Regions from separate parts of the Homo sapiens genome. Here region 2 is linked to region 1. The links are chromatin contacts, found by Hi-C or POLR2A ChIA-PET in ENCODE. All regions are on one chromosome and are shown on one strand. Each heading gives the region's core, a stretch centred on a gene start or an enhancer-like site at or near the end of the contact. The rest is flanking DNA. Distances are from core to core; before and after follow the strand shown.

Region 1 (6,613 bases), core at 1,915-4,414:
AGTTTGGGTCCAGGGACCACGGGGCCTCTCCTGTGAGATTAGGAATACCAGCCCCAGCTGCGCAGTACCCTCTCCTCAGAAGGCCGAGTTTCTCTAATTCCCACTTCTTCCTTTTCTTCTCCCAGCTCTAGGGGCTATTACTTCTATAATACCTCAGCGTTCTATTTTGACCCTTTTGGTTACTTAATTAACAACATCAGAGGCCCGGCCTGGTGGCTCACGCCTGTAATCTCAGCACTTTGAGAGGCCGAGGCGGGCGGATCACGAGGTCAGGAGTTCGAGACCAGCCTGGCCAACATGATGAAACCCCGTCTCTACTAAAAATACAAAAATTAGTCGGGCATGGTGACACGCACCTGTAATCCCAGCTACTCAGGAGGCTGAGGCAGGAGAATCGCTTGAACCAGGGAGGCGGAGGTTGCAGTGAGCCAAGATCCCGCTACTGCACTCCAGCCTGAGCAACAGAGCGAGACTCCGTCTCAAAACAAAACAAACAAACAAACAAAAAACAACCTCATACCTAATTAACAATATATTAAATTCTGTCTCCTTCACCTTGGCAGCCACAGGTCTTTCTGGGAGTGGCAGCTGAATCCACTTTATAGTTTTTCCAACAATTGCAGAACAGCTTTATTGCCCCCACCCTCACTCACCCAGATCCCCACACTAGCCTGCCAGTGCCTCCTCCTCAGAGGTCTGGGTTCCAGTCCGATGGGCCTGTGGACCCAGAGATATGGGCACCAGCCAAGTGCACCTGATGGATGTGACCAATACATTACATGGCACAGTTTAAGTCACTAAAGATGTTTCAAATAACAAGAGGACCTGTGTTAATGGGCAGAGGGCTCAGCAGGAAGCACTTTTTTTTTTTTTTGAGGTGGAGTCTCACTCTGTCACTCAGGCTGGAGTGCAGTGGCACAATCTCGGCTCACTGCAATCTCTGACTCCCGGGTTCAAGCAATTCTCCCTGCCTCAGCCTCCTGAGTAGCTGGGATTACAAGTGCCTGCCACCATGCCTGGCTAATTTTTGTATTTTTTAGTAGAGACAGGGTTTCACCATGTTGGCCAGGCTGGTCTTGAACTCCTGACCTCAAGTGATCTGCCTGCCTCAGCCTCCCAAAGTGCTGGGATTACTGGTGTGAGCCACCATGCCCGGCCAAGAAGCATCTACTGACAAGCAGGACTGTCTAGAAGGAGAGAGTCTGCTCCTTGCTACAGAAAGGGCTTGGGCAGCAAACTAAGTCCAGTGGGGTAGACCAGACCTGGTGTGTGACCAACACTGCCTGTTAACACTGCCTGGGATTTCACCAAAGCGGACATACAAATGGCAAATCAGCACATGAAAAGGTGTCCAATGAAACTTCAATAAAATCACATGGTCCCAACACAAAGAAATAATCCGTGTTTGTGGTGATAGATATACTGATGACCCTGATTTTTTTCATTACACATTCTATGCATGTATCCAAAAAAATCACATGTACACCATCAATTAGTATAATTGTATGTATCAATTTTTTAAAAATTAAAAAAGCAATGAAATGTTACTACATACCTATCAGAATGGCTGAAATAAAAAATAGTGACAACATTAAATGCTGGTGAAGATGCAGAGAAACTGGATCGTTCAGATGTTGCTGGTGGAAATGTAAAATTGAACAGCCATTGGAGTTTGGCAGTTTCTTTGAGAACTAAACATGCAACTATCATATGACAATTGCAATCCTGGGCCTTTGTCCTAGAGAAATGAAAACTCATGTTCACCACACACAAAGCTGTAAAGAATGTTTATAGCAATTTTATTTCTAACAGCCAAAAACTGGAAACAATCCAGATGTCCTTCAACGGGTAAGTGGTGAACAAACTATGGTATGTCCACACCACAGAGCACAACTCAGCCATAGACAGCAACGAACCCTTGCTACGCACAACCTGGATTAATCTTCGGAGAATTATGCTGAATGAAACAACTGAATCCCAAACGGTTGGATACTGCACAATTCCATTTATACAAGCTTCTTGAAATGGCAAAACTAGACATAGAAATGGAAAACAGATTAGGGGTTGCCAGGAGTAAAGGAGGAGTGGGGGCAGAGGGAAGTCAGTGCATGAGGGATCTTTGTGGAGATGAGACTGTTCTGTATCTTGACTGTATCAACGGCAGCATCCTTGTTCTGATGCCTACGATCAAGAGGTAGATAGATAGATGATAGATGATAGATAGATAGATAGATAGATAGATAGATAGATAGATAGATAGATTTTTTTTTTTGAGACAGTCTCACTCTGTCACCCAAGGCTGGAGTGCAGTGGCGCGATATTGGCTCACTGCAACCTCTGCCTCCTGGGTTCAGGTGATTCTCCTGCCTCAGCCTCCCAAGTAGCTGGGATTACAGGTGTGTGCCACCACGCCCAGCTAATTTTTTGTATTTTTTTTTAAGTAGAGATGGGATTTCATCATGTTAGCCAGGATGGTCTCAATCTCCTGACCTTGTGATCCGCCCACCTCAGCCTCCCAAAGTGCTGGGATTGCAGGTGTGAGCTCTCTCTCTCTGTCTCTCTCTCTCTCTCTCTCTCTCTCTATATATATATATATATATCTGTCTCTCTCTATATATATATATATGTGTGTGTGTGTGTGTATATATATATATATACATATATATATGTGTGTGTATACATATATATATGGGATTCACCCACCTCAGCCTCTCAAAGTTCAGGGATTACGGGAGTAAGCCACACCGGCCAGCCAATACCCTACTATAGTTTTGCAAGATGTTACCATTGGTAGAAACGAGGCAAAGAGAACAAAGGATTTTTCTGTATTATTTCTTACAACTACATGTGAATTTACAATTGTTTCAAAATTAGAAGTTTAATTAAAAAGGAAAACCCACCTGAGAGCCCTTTCAAAATACCACTTGCGTTGGGAGACTGGGGTGGGGCCCAGATACGTGGTTTTTTTTTTTTAAGTCTCCCCAAGAGTTGAAAACCACACAATGAAATTATTTCTAAAGCTCCTTCCACTAAAAAGTTGACATTTTTATGTGAAAATATATCAAAATTCGAACGTCTTGTGGATTCAGGCTAGAACTGTTCCCTCCCAGGCTTCCCGGCAGAAGGAGAGAGAAAGGCCCGAGAGACAGAATCAGGATGTGACAGGGGTGGCGCGAGGCGGAGGTGCAGCTCTCTCCTTCACGGTCCAAGGACTTCCAACCGTAGGACTCTTAGTGAAGCATAGCTAATAGCCACAGTGGCCGAGGGTGGGATTAGAACCCACTTTCTGGCTCTGCCTTCCGCAGCTTGGTCAGGGCTCTGGGCAGGACCCCTACGAACACTCCCGCTGTAAGTGTCAGAACAGGTAGAAATGGTTCTAATTATAACCAGTTTTCAAGCATGTGGGTGGAAAGGAATGCCTATTCATGTAAGAGCCGTTCCTGCAGCACAATAACCCCTCACCAAGTGTTCCTGGGCCAGTTTTTGAGAGTGACAAATGGTGCACGCCCAGGCACAGATATCACAAGGGTGAGAAACCCCAAGTTTCTGGAGCGAGAACAATATGACAAAGGTCTTGAGGAGGCAGCGTTTTATGTTACAGGGTAGCTGGGGGTTTTGTTGTCTTTTTTCCTTCCCCCTTCATAATTAGCCAACTCAGCCTCTTCTCCATGCTAAGGAATCACTGAAGACTATGTAAGGGAGAGGAGTCATCAGAGAAGATGCTTTACTGCTCAGGGGCCCCACAGCCTCCCACTCTCTCCCTCCCTTGGCTCTGGCCACCAGACGAGGTTCCTTTTGCCACCCTGAACAGAGAGTGGTGAACTTGTGATCCGGAGCCAGTGAACTTGTGATCCGGAGCCAGTGAACTTGTGATCCGGAGCCAGTTAACTTCACAGCTAATGTGCTGAGCAGCATTCCAGCCAGCGTCTGAAGCCAGAGCAGGGAGGCGGACGGGCCCCAGGAGTTCGAGGTCCGGGAAGCCGAAGCACCACCAAACTGAGCGAGGTTCCAACTCTCCCTCCCAGGAGGTCCGGCTGCCTCCCACCAGCAGCCCAACCACAGGGTCCTGCTCCAGACGTTACTATTTTCTCTTTTTCAGTGTGTCCAGCAGCAACCTCGACTGCCAACAACAACGTGAAAAATAACTGCAGGGCCGGGCGCGGTGGCTCACGCCTGTAATCTCAGCACTTTTGGAGGCCGAGGCAGGCAGATCACCTGAGGTCAAGAGATCGAGACCAGCCTGGCCAATATGGTGAAACCCCGTCTCTACTAAAAATACAAAAATTAGCTGGGCGTGGTGGCACATGTCTGTAATCCCAGCTACTCAGGAGGCTGAGGCAGGGAGAATTGCTTGAACCCGGGAGGCGGAGGTTGCAGTGAGCCAATATCACGTCATTGCACTCCAGCCTGGCGACAGAGCAAGACTCCGTCTTAATAAATAAATAAATAAATAAATAAATAAATAAATAAATAAATAACTGCAGGAGGCTTGGGAATAGGCATCTTCCTCTACTGTGTGTGCTGGCCACTTCCAGTGAGTCACTTCGTCTCTCTGAGCCTTCCAGAGGCTCTGTCTCTGTAGAGCCTTCCTTGTCGTCGTTTAGGAGGGTTAGAGGAGATACCGCACAGTTCCTGAGAACAGAGTGGGAGTTCTGAGAGCAGAGGTGATGGAGATGGTCTATTTCCAGCCTCCAAGGACACCACAAGCCTCTCACTACTGAGCTCAGGTCCTCTGGGCAGCTGAGCTCTTCACAGCTCCGACCTTAATAGGTGTGAAACACCCGACAGCCATTAAATATCATGTTCTCAAAGAACATTTAAGGCTATGAGAAAAGGCTCCCAACTCCTGAGTAATAAGCACAGAGAAGCAAACTCTATATGTAGTAAGTGGCCAGGACTGTTATATGTAGAAAAAAGACTGGAATGAAATCCAACAAAACATTAGCAATGGCATTCCCTGGGTGATCAGAGGATGGGAGAGGGGGTGCATGGGGATGGTTATTTTCATCATTACATTTTTTTTAACATTTATTAAATTTCCACCATGAACATTTATAATCCATAGAAATACTATTTTATGTTTTTGTGCTATATAAAATGTGTTTAATATATATATATATATATATATATATATATATATATATATATATATAGAATATAGAAGAGCTACCTATTTTTAAATCTGGGCCTACCCATAGACTTGTTTGGGAAAAAAAAGCTGGATCTTCTTGCGTTCATGCACTTACCTGGCATTGCTCTGGATGCTGTGGGGGGTGTGGGGGTGCAAGAGACCCAGACCTGACCCTCAAGAAGCTCAACAGTCTAGCAAGAAAGGAAAGACAGGTGTTACGGAAGAAATCTGGCCAAAGTGTTCTAGGAATCCCAAAACGGGAGGATCAAGGAGGACCTCTAGAAGAGATGTCATTGAGGCTGGTTTGGGAAGGAGTTGTAGGAATTCCAGGAATTGCAAGATTGGGACATGTGGCACTATTTCACTTCACTGTAGCCAAACTGGGACAGTGCTTGGGGGCAGGAAAAGCTAGGGCTCCTGCTCCCTAACTTTCTACTCCCTGCTGTTCCCTGGACACAGAATAGAAAATGGTCCCTCTCTTGGCATCACACAAAATCACAGAAGCACAGAGTGTCAGAGGCGGAAGCGTCCTTTAGAGAACATAGAGTCCAATGTCCTTGTTATATATATGAGGAAACGGAGTTCTACTGAGGGGAAGGACCTTGCCACCAAGATCTCCTGATTTTTCATCCAGGAAACCAGCTAGCCTCATATTCAAGGACAGGGTTGGCTTCTGACACTTGCTCTGCAGGTTGCATATTCTAGAAGTAAGCAGCAACGACAGCACCATGACCCCACGGTACTGCTCTGGATGCTACTGAGTCCTCCTTCCTGGTTGTCTTCCATGAGCACAGGCAAGTATCTAGGAATGTTGTTATGGTGTCATGCAAATAGCTACTGACTTCTGGAAAATGAGCCGTCATCTGCCTCAGTCCTGTACCTTGGAGCTCTACACTCTGATGGTGTGTTGGCCTGACATGTCACTGAAATTTATCCTAAGAAAATTAACAATGGCTTCTACAGGCAAATTCCTTCACACATATAAAAAAGAAAGCACCCTCTCTTCCTGGCATACTCAACAGTGCCCTCTCTTGGCACAACCAAGAGCATAACTGTTAAGGACAAAGACTGTAGAGCAGAGCAATGTGAGTTTGAGTTCCTGATCTGCCTCTTGCAAGTTGTCTGATCGTGGGTAATTTACATAGTCTTTCTGTGCCTTCTCTTCCTAATCTATAAAGGATTGTACCTAACCCATAGGGCTGTAATGAGGATTAAATTAAACAAGGATGTAAAGTGCTTAGCACTGTACTGTAAATTCAAGTCATTAGACTGTGAGCCTCAGGAGGGCAGATAGGAGTTGAGTCTGCCTTGTCCATCCTGAATCCCCAGGACCCAACAAAAAGCCTGGCCTTTAACAGAGGCTTGATAAAATTTGATGAATGAATGAATTTGCTAGCCCAAATTAAAGATTCACTGCTGTGATTGACATATCTTACAGTGTCCTCTACTTGGATTCCAAAAACAAATTAAGAACACTCAGAA
Region 2 (6,613 bases), core at 2,895-5,394, 53 kb after region 1:
TCCAGAGCAGGTGCTGCTGCAGCCTCTGCACCTGGCCGAGGAGCCGAGGGAAGAACCAAGTCTCAGAGCTCAGCTGCATCCTCCCATCCCATCCTGGCAACACCCCCTCCCATCCCATTCCGGCAGCACCCCCCAGAATAGGGATTGGGAACGCTCCCATTTTGCAGATAAGGAAACTGAGACTCAGCGAGGTGGGGTCAGTTGTCAGTAATCAGCCTGCAGGTGGTAGAGCCCGGAGCTGAGCGTGGGCCAGGCCAGCCCAGCCCAGTGCCTGAGCAGCTCAACACCATGCCTATGGATGAGAGAGTAGACACTCAATTAATATTTGGGGGATGAATTTTTTGAAGTTCCCTGGGTGATTCAGAAGAAATTTCCATCACAGATGGCGAATGGTCCCACCCAAGCTCCCAGTGGACACTGGACTTTCCCACAAAAATGGGGCCCATCCACCCCGCCCCTGTCCTGATTCCTAATAAAACAACAAACATTCAGTACTGGCTTCCTCCACGCCAGGCACGGTCCTGGATGCTTTCTGTGACAGAACTCGCTGAATCCTCCATTACAGCCCTGTAGTGCAGGAATTGTTATTATCCCCATTTGACAGATGAGGAAACTGAGGCACGGCATGATTAGGTAGTACAGCCAATAGGAGGCAGGGCTGGGCTTTAGAGCCAGGCAGAGCAGCTCCGCCCTCCACCCTGGGTGGTGACCCTTGGCACTGCCCCCCGGCACATCCCTGAGGCTGTCAGCAGCCAGGGCAGCAGCATTGTTGAGCAGTGTGATTTTTATCTTGACAAGTGGCCCTCTCACAATTGCTATTTCCCCTCCACAGCCCAGGGCGGAAATGAGAAGGGGAGAAAAAGAAAGAGGGGGCAGCGGAGCCTGATGGATGTGCCGGGCAGGATCACACCTTGAAACCAAAAATCCATTCTCTTTTGTCTACATGAACAATGCGTGCAAGCAGTGGGCCGGAAGCAAAGGCACACCCCAGCCACCCCCAACCAGAGAGCTTGGCACACCTCTGGTGCCCACGCAGCCACCCTCCTTCCTAGGGACAGTGGGGGCAGGGGAGGGGCAGGTGCACACAGGTTCTAAGCAGATGGTAATGTCAGGGAGGAGTGGAGCAGGTAGCGTGACAGCCCAGAGGACAGGCCTCAGGGAAGATGCCCAAGTGCCCCAGAAGGACAAGCTGGAGAGACACCTTTCAAACCACCAGGCCACAGCCCTCCCACCTGCAAACAACCAGGAAAGAGTATCAGGAAAAACCTTTCCTATGTGGCCTCAAGTCCCCAAGAAACCCAGCCTGCCCCTCCCAGGCTACAAGACTCAGGGAACCTGGGGACCTGGGAGTGTGGGGACCAACACCCGGGTCAATTTGACACTGAAGCCTTGTCTGTGCTCCTTCTACATGCAATGCCTAAGGAACACAGAGGTCTTTAAGGGCTCCCAGAAATGAGCTAGATGGCTGGGCATGGTGGCTCACGCCTGCAATCCCAGCACTTTGGGAAGCTGAGGCGGGTGGATCACTTGAGGCCAGGAGTTCGAGACCAACCTGGCCAACCTGACAAAGCCCCATCTCTATAGATATTACAAAAATTAACTAGGCATAGTGGGGGGGGCGCTTATAATCCCAGCTTACTCAGGAGGCTGAGGCAGGAGAATTGCTTGAACCCGGAGGTGGAGGTTGCAGTGAGCCGAGATCACATCACTGCACTCAAGCCTGGGCAACAGAGCGAGACTCCATCTCAAAAAAAAAAAAAAGAGCTAGACACACACATTAAGTGTGACACCAGGCAGGCCGTCTCACCGAAAGGACTGGCAGGTAGTGTCTGACGAGCTGGCACAATGATGATAATAACATAAATAAAAAGTTCACATTTATCAACCATTTGCTACGGGCCAGGCACTTACATGGGTTATCGCATGCAATCCTACAACAACCCTACAACCACGTAGGCACTTCTGTAAAAACCTGCCTCTTACAGATGAGAGAATGAGGCCCAGCGTGGTTAAGTGATGTGTCCAAGAGCACACAGCAGTGAGTGACAGAGCAGGAAGCTGAATGGGCAGCCTGGCTCCAGAGGATGAATGAATACCAGCAGGGACGGGGATTTGGAGGGCTGGTGGTGGGGACGAGCCAGGGCATGGAGCAGGTGGAATCTGGGTGGAGAGGCAGTGTCCCTGCCCCGGCCCTGAGACCTGCCATTTAGGAACACTAAGGATCCATGTCTCTGCTAATACAACCAAGCCAGAGGTTGTTCTAAGTGTGCAAAGCCACCCCGGGCCAGGGTGGGTTGGAGGGGTGGGAGGTGGAGGCAGCCTGGGAATGGAATAGCTGGGAAGAGCTGTGGGGCAGTGAGGACTCGCTCCACCCCACTGGCCAGCCTGGGAGTCAGGATCCCGGCTCAGCCCCCTGCCTGAGTGTTGAGGGCAGGAAAACAGTGCATAGAGCGCTCCTAGCCCCACGGCTGGGTAAACAGCAGCGGCCACCAGTCCCATTAAGGGACCACACGCCCTCTCTCATGCTGACTAAGCCTTGCTGTCTTTGAGCCACCCGTGTGGCCATCATTTGCTGTGTTGGGCAACTCCGTATCTTTTAATGCCTGCGCTGGTAACCTGTGGCTCCCCCAAAACTATGGCTGGGCCCATAAATCCTCACCCGGCACCTCCAAGATGTCAGCCAGCCCCTGGGACACCCCGCTGAATTTACGAGCTCTAAAGTCCAGATTTGCTCTGATGAGGGAAGCAAAGGATCATGTTGCCCATCTGGGACCTGGTGCTCAGAAGCCATAAACCACGCTGGTGACAGCGCCATGACAGGTCGAGGGCCCTCGGCGGGTCATTTGCACGCTGGTTAATGGCCATGATGATGAGGCAGTAGCTGCTTGAGAACCCCTTGTGGGCCACTAATGAAGCTTTAAATCTGTCACGGGAGGTTAAGGGAGGAGGTGCCTATTTTATCTTCTTTTTGGGGTGTTTAATCCCAGCTTTTGTCTTTTTTCTCTCTTACTCCTTTTTGTTTGTTCTACCTTGGCAGGCGCAATCTCACCACGGCCCTCTGAACACACACGTCGAATTCTAACTTGAAGGCACTGGGGAGTGACAGCCACTACATTTCCCAATCTTTTTTTATTGTCTTTGGAACAATAGTCTGCTGTGTTCCAAAGCACACAGGCTCATCTCAGATGGGGCAAAACAGAAGGAATGAGGAAGTCTGCGGGGAGCAGCAGCTGAGCGGGCAGAGGAGAGAAAGCTGCCTGGGGGCAGTGCCCACCTGGAAACAACGATGGGGAAGTCAGGGGCACTAACGTCCCCACCGGTCCAGCCAGCCTTAGCATGGCCTCAGCCACCACTCCCTTGACTCCTCTCTCCCTGGACCCAAACCTCAAGCCCACAGGACTAAATAGCCATTGGAGAAAAGAGCCGGGACTAACTCTCTTGCCTTGTCCTGGGGCAAAAACTATCAAGAGTCTTAACCAAGGAAATTACTAACAACTAGTACTCTTATTTGATCTAAGACTCTGTGGGCGTGGGTGTGGATGTGGGTCTGTGAGAGAGGAAGAGAGAAACAGACAGAGACACAGATAGACAAAAAGAGAGAGGCAGAATTGAGGGCAAAAGAGGGGTATAAGAGGAACTATTTGTTGGCACAGGAAAGAAAGATCTAGCATCTCTTGGCAGGCTGTGAATACCCTTTAATTAAGTAATAAATTTGGAACCAGGGAAATAAGTATCAGTAGGGAAACACTCGGTTTAATTACCCATTCATCTGCTTGGCTCTGCCAGGGCGCTGCTGGGCCACTGTTGCCAAGACACACCAGCTCGTGGGCACTCGGGACTGAGGCTGCCCAAGCACACATTCCAGTTTGGTTCCAGCTCCTTCCGTGTTGACAGAGAGAAAGAGAAACAGAGGTTGAGCGAGACAGAGGCAGAGAGACAGCGACGGCACAGAGGAGCAGCTGTAATTCCATCAAAGGGCTCTGGGGACCCTGTAAGCCACCAGACACAACCAGAGTGGTTTGTCACCAGAGCCCCAGTGGAATTGACTCAGAAGGCATTGTTGCAGATTTTTCCAACGTGAAGCCAAAATACAGAGGCCGAGTGTGTTCTCGGAGCCGTGCGTCACTGCGAAGGAGCAAACCCGGCAGGGTTGATCCCGTGTTCACCTCCTATAGCCATTGCAGTGAGCAGTGTAGCCAGCCACACACTGTGGGCGCCTCCACCAGGAACTCAGAGCCCCGCAGAGGGCGAGGCAGTGTCCGGGGAGACAGCCTAGAAACCAGAAGCAAAAAGCCTTCAGGATTCTATTTCCACGTCCAGGGTAGAGCTGAAAGACCTGAGGCTCTGGGCCTAATTACAGAGCTTGGGGTCCTGGGTCAGTGCCACAGAAGCCACTCACAAGGCCCTCCCAAGGTGTCGTGCAGAAGGAGAAGGTGGGAGGAGCCGAGAGGAAGGGAAGACCCCCCTGAGCAACGTGAGACCAAGGCTCGTGAGACCTACACTGCCTTGTAGGTCTCTGGGGTCTGTGGCTTTGAGTTCGGCAGCATTTCTAGAATCCAAGAGAAGAGAAAAGTGAGGAGGCTTTGGGAGACAACTCTAAGGTGCCCAGGGGTGACGGAGGAGGTACTTCCTGACCTCCACCAGGGATCCCAAGCCTCAGTCCCTTGTTTCCAGGGCTTTCTCCCCACGTGGAGGATGGGGGGAGGTGTGCTTAATGGGATGGACCAAACCTTTCTTGCTTTAGCCTCTGATTCCTAAAATCTGCTCCTATAAACAGCTCTCGCCCAGCAGGCCCCTTGTGATGTGTCAAGAGTAAACGAATCTGAAACAGCAAAGGAGATCGCCTTCCAAATAGTCTTGACTTTAAGAATTAAGGCAAAGAAAGCATTTGCCGAAGGACGTTTCCAATTTGGCCAAATCCAGGGCTTTGGAAAAATATCTTAAGACATTTCACCAAACCCAGAGCAAAGCCGGCAGGGCCCCACTCTGGTCATTATGAGTTATTTGCAGCTTGTTTCTTGCTGAAATCATTTTCTTCTCTCTGCAGGCTGAGCTCTTCTGAGCCAGCTTGATTTCTGCAGCTGTTATGCACAACTCTTCGCCTTTACAACCTGACAGGCATTTGGAGACAGTGCTGGCAGGCAGCAGGAATGTGAGGGCCCCCGCTCCAGCCCGAGCCCTCAAGGACCCTGGCCCAGTCTCTTTGTGCTACAGAGGCATCCACCATAGTGCCCTGGGATGGCGTGCTCACAGGACGACACGAGTCGACATTCGCCCAAGCCAGGCATGGCCAGGCTGGCAAAGGCCTGCCTATCTGGGCCAGGTCTGTAGGGGAGAAGCATCTACGGGAGAAGGCCAAGTACCACGTGGTATCCAAGCTCTGACAGGCAGGGAGTCAGGACAGATGGCAGGGGCACTGGGAGAGGGTATGCGGGCACCTGGAGCTTCCGAGAAGAGCCTTAATGAACAGGCAGGGCTGAGAGGAAGTGTGGCTTGGTGGATGAGCAATGCGGCTTTGGCAGCCGATAGGGCTGGATTCGAAGCCCCACCTTGCCACTCACAGCAGTGTGGTCTGGAACCGGTAGCGTAAACCTCTGAGCCTTTGCTCCCTTGTCTGGAGGGCAAGGACCACCACAGTGCCCAGCCATAGGGCTCTCACGCTCCGAAAATCAGCTCCTGTGTGTGAAGTTTTCTCTACGTGAGTGGAGTGGCTCTTTAGGCTCCTGCTTGGTGTGTGTTTGTTTGTCTGTTTGCTTTTTGAGACAGGGTCTCTCTCTATCATCCAGGCCAAGGCTGGAGTGCAGTGACGTGATCATGGCTCACTGCAGCCTCAACCTCCCAGGCTCAAGTGTTCCTCCCACCTCAGCCTCCCAAGTAGCTAGAACTACAGGCAGGCGCCACCACACCTGGCTAATTTTTTTTACTTTTTATAGAGATGAGGTCTCACTATGTTGCCCAGGCTGGTCTCAAAATCCCAGCCTCAAGCCATCCTCCTGCCTTATCCTCCCAAAGCACGAGGATTACAGGTATGAGCCACCATATCTGACCCCTCTGCATCTTTTCTGCATTTCTTGATCCTCCCACCTCATCATATTTAGTCCCTCCTCTGTTACAGTTGTTTCTGGACTTGCCACTCCCCTGAGCCTCATTCCATCCCACACGGGCCTGCCCATCCAGTAGACCCCACTGCAGCTCCTCTGACAGTCATGGCCATCAGCTTCCATGTTCACCCTTCACCCACAGCGCTGGAGGTCGCCTGTCGGGAACAGGCTCTCTGGAGCCCTCCACAAGATCCGGTCAACAGGTAAACAAATCCCCGGGAATGTGTCCTCTGAAACTGCCTCCTCTCCCTCAGTAATGTGATCCTAAAGGCCTGTCCCACACCTTTTTCTCCAACAGCGTGGCCAATTGAGAAATAGGGAGGACTTGAGGCCAAGGAAGGATCTAATTACCAACAGCTTATGCTCATAAGCCACCTACCCATTTCACCTTCCGCACCTCCTGCAAAAAATGAGAGTGGGGGCTGTTGAGAACCAGGGGATGTCTTTCTATATGGTTTGGATGTTTGTTTGTTCCCCCCAAATCTCACACTGAAATATGATTCCTAATGTCG

Evidence for each region. A loop is a pair of places that touch in the nucleus more often than their neighbours do. ChIA-PET counts read pairs that join two places held with the same protein, here RNA polymerase II (POLR2A). Pooled maps may share reads with other maps.
Region 2: a loop to region 1 is called in a map of head of caudate nucleus, with 6 times the contacts of the local background. The contact joins two enhancer-like sites. A Hi-C loop is called at or near these places in 7 of 168 maps with a recorded cell type or tissue (CD8-positive, alpha-beta T cell, HepG2, OCI-LY7 and 4 more), 2 of 37 single-sample maps with no recorded cell type and 10 of 50 pooled maps. POLR2A ChIA-PET finds 5 or more read pairs at or near these places in 6 of 52 experiments (HEK293, OCI-LY7, Panc1 and 3 more).

Annotation. Positions count from the first base shown.
Region 1 is chr1:25,142,712-25,149,324 of GRCh38, forward strand. No RefSeq gene overlaps it. Among named protein-coding and RNA genes, the nearest start is that of SYF2, 86 kb to the right of the region's middle. RefSeq lists enhancers at 3,535-3,694, 3,705-3,794. Within about 2 kb of position 3,165, at least 3 of the 41 ENCODE cell types and tissues checked have a DNase peak (open chromatin) inside an H3K27ac peak, as active enhancers do.
Region 2 is chr1:25,194,972-25,201,584 of GRCh38, forward strand. No RefSeq gene overlaps it. Among named protein-coding and RNA genes, the nearest start is that of SYF2, 34 kb to the right of the region's middle. RefSeq lists an enhancer at 4,079-4,578. Within about 2 kb of position 4,145, at least 9 of the 41 ENCODE cell types and tissues checked have a DNase peak (open chromatin) inside an H3K27ac peak, as active enhancers do.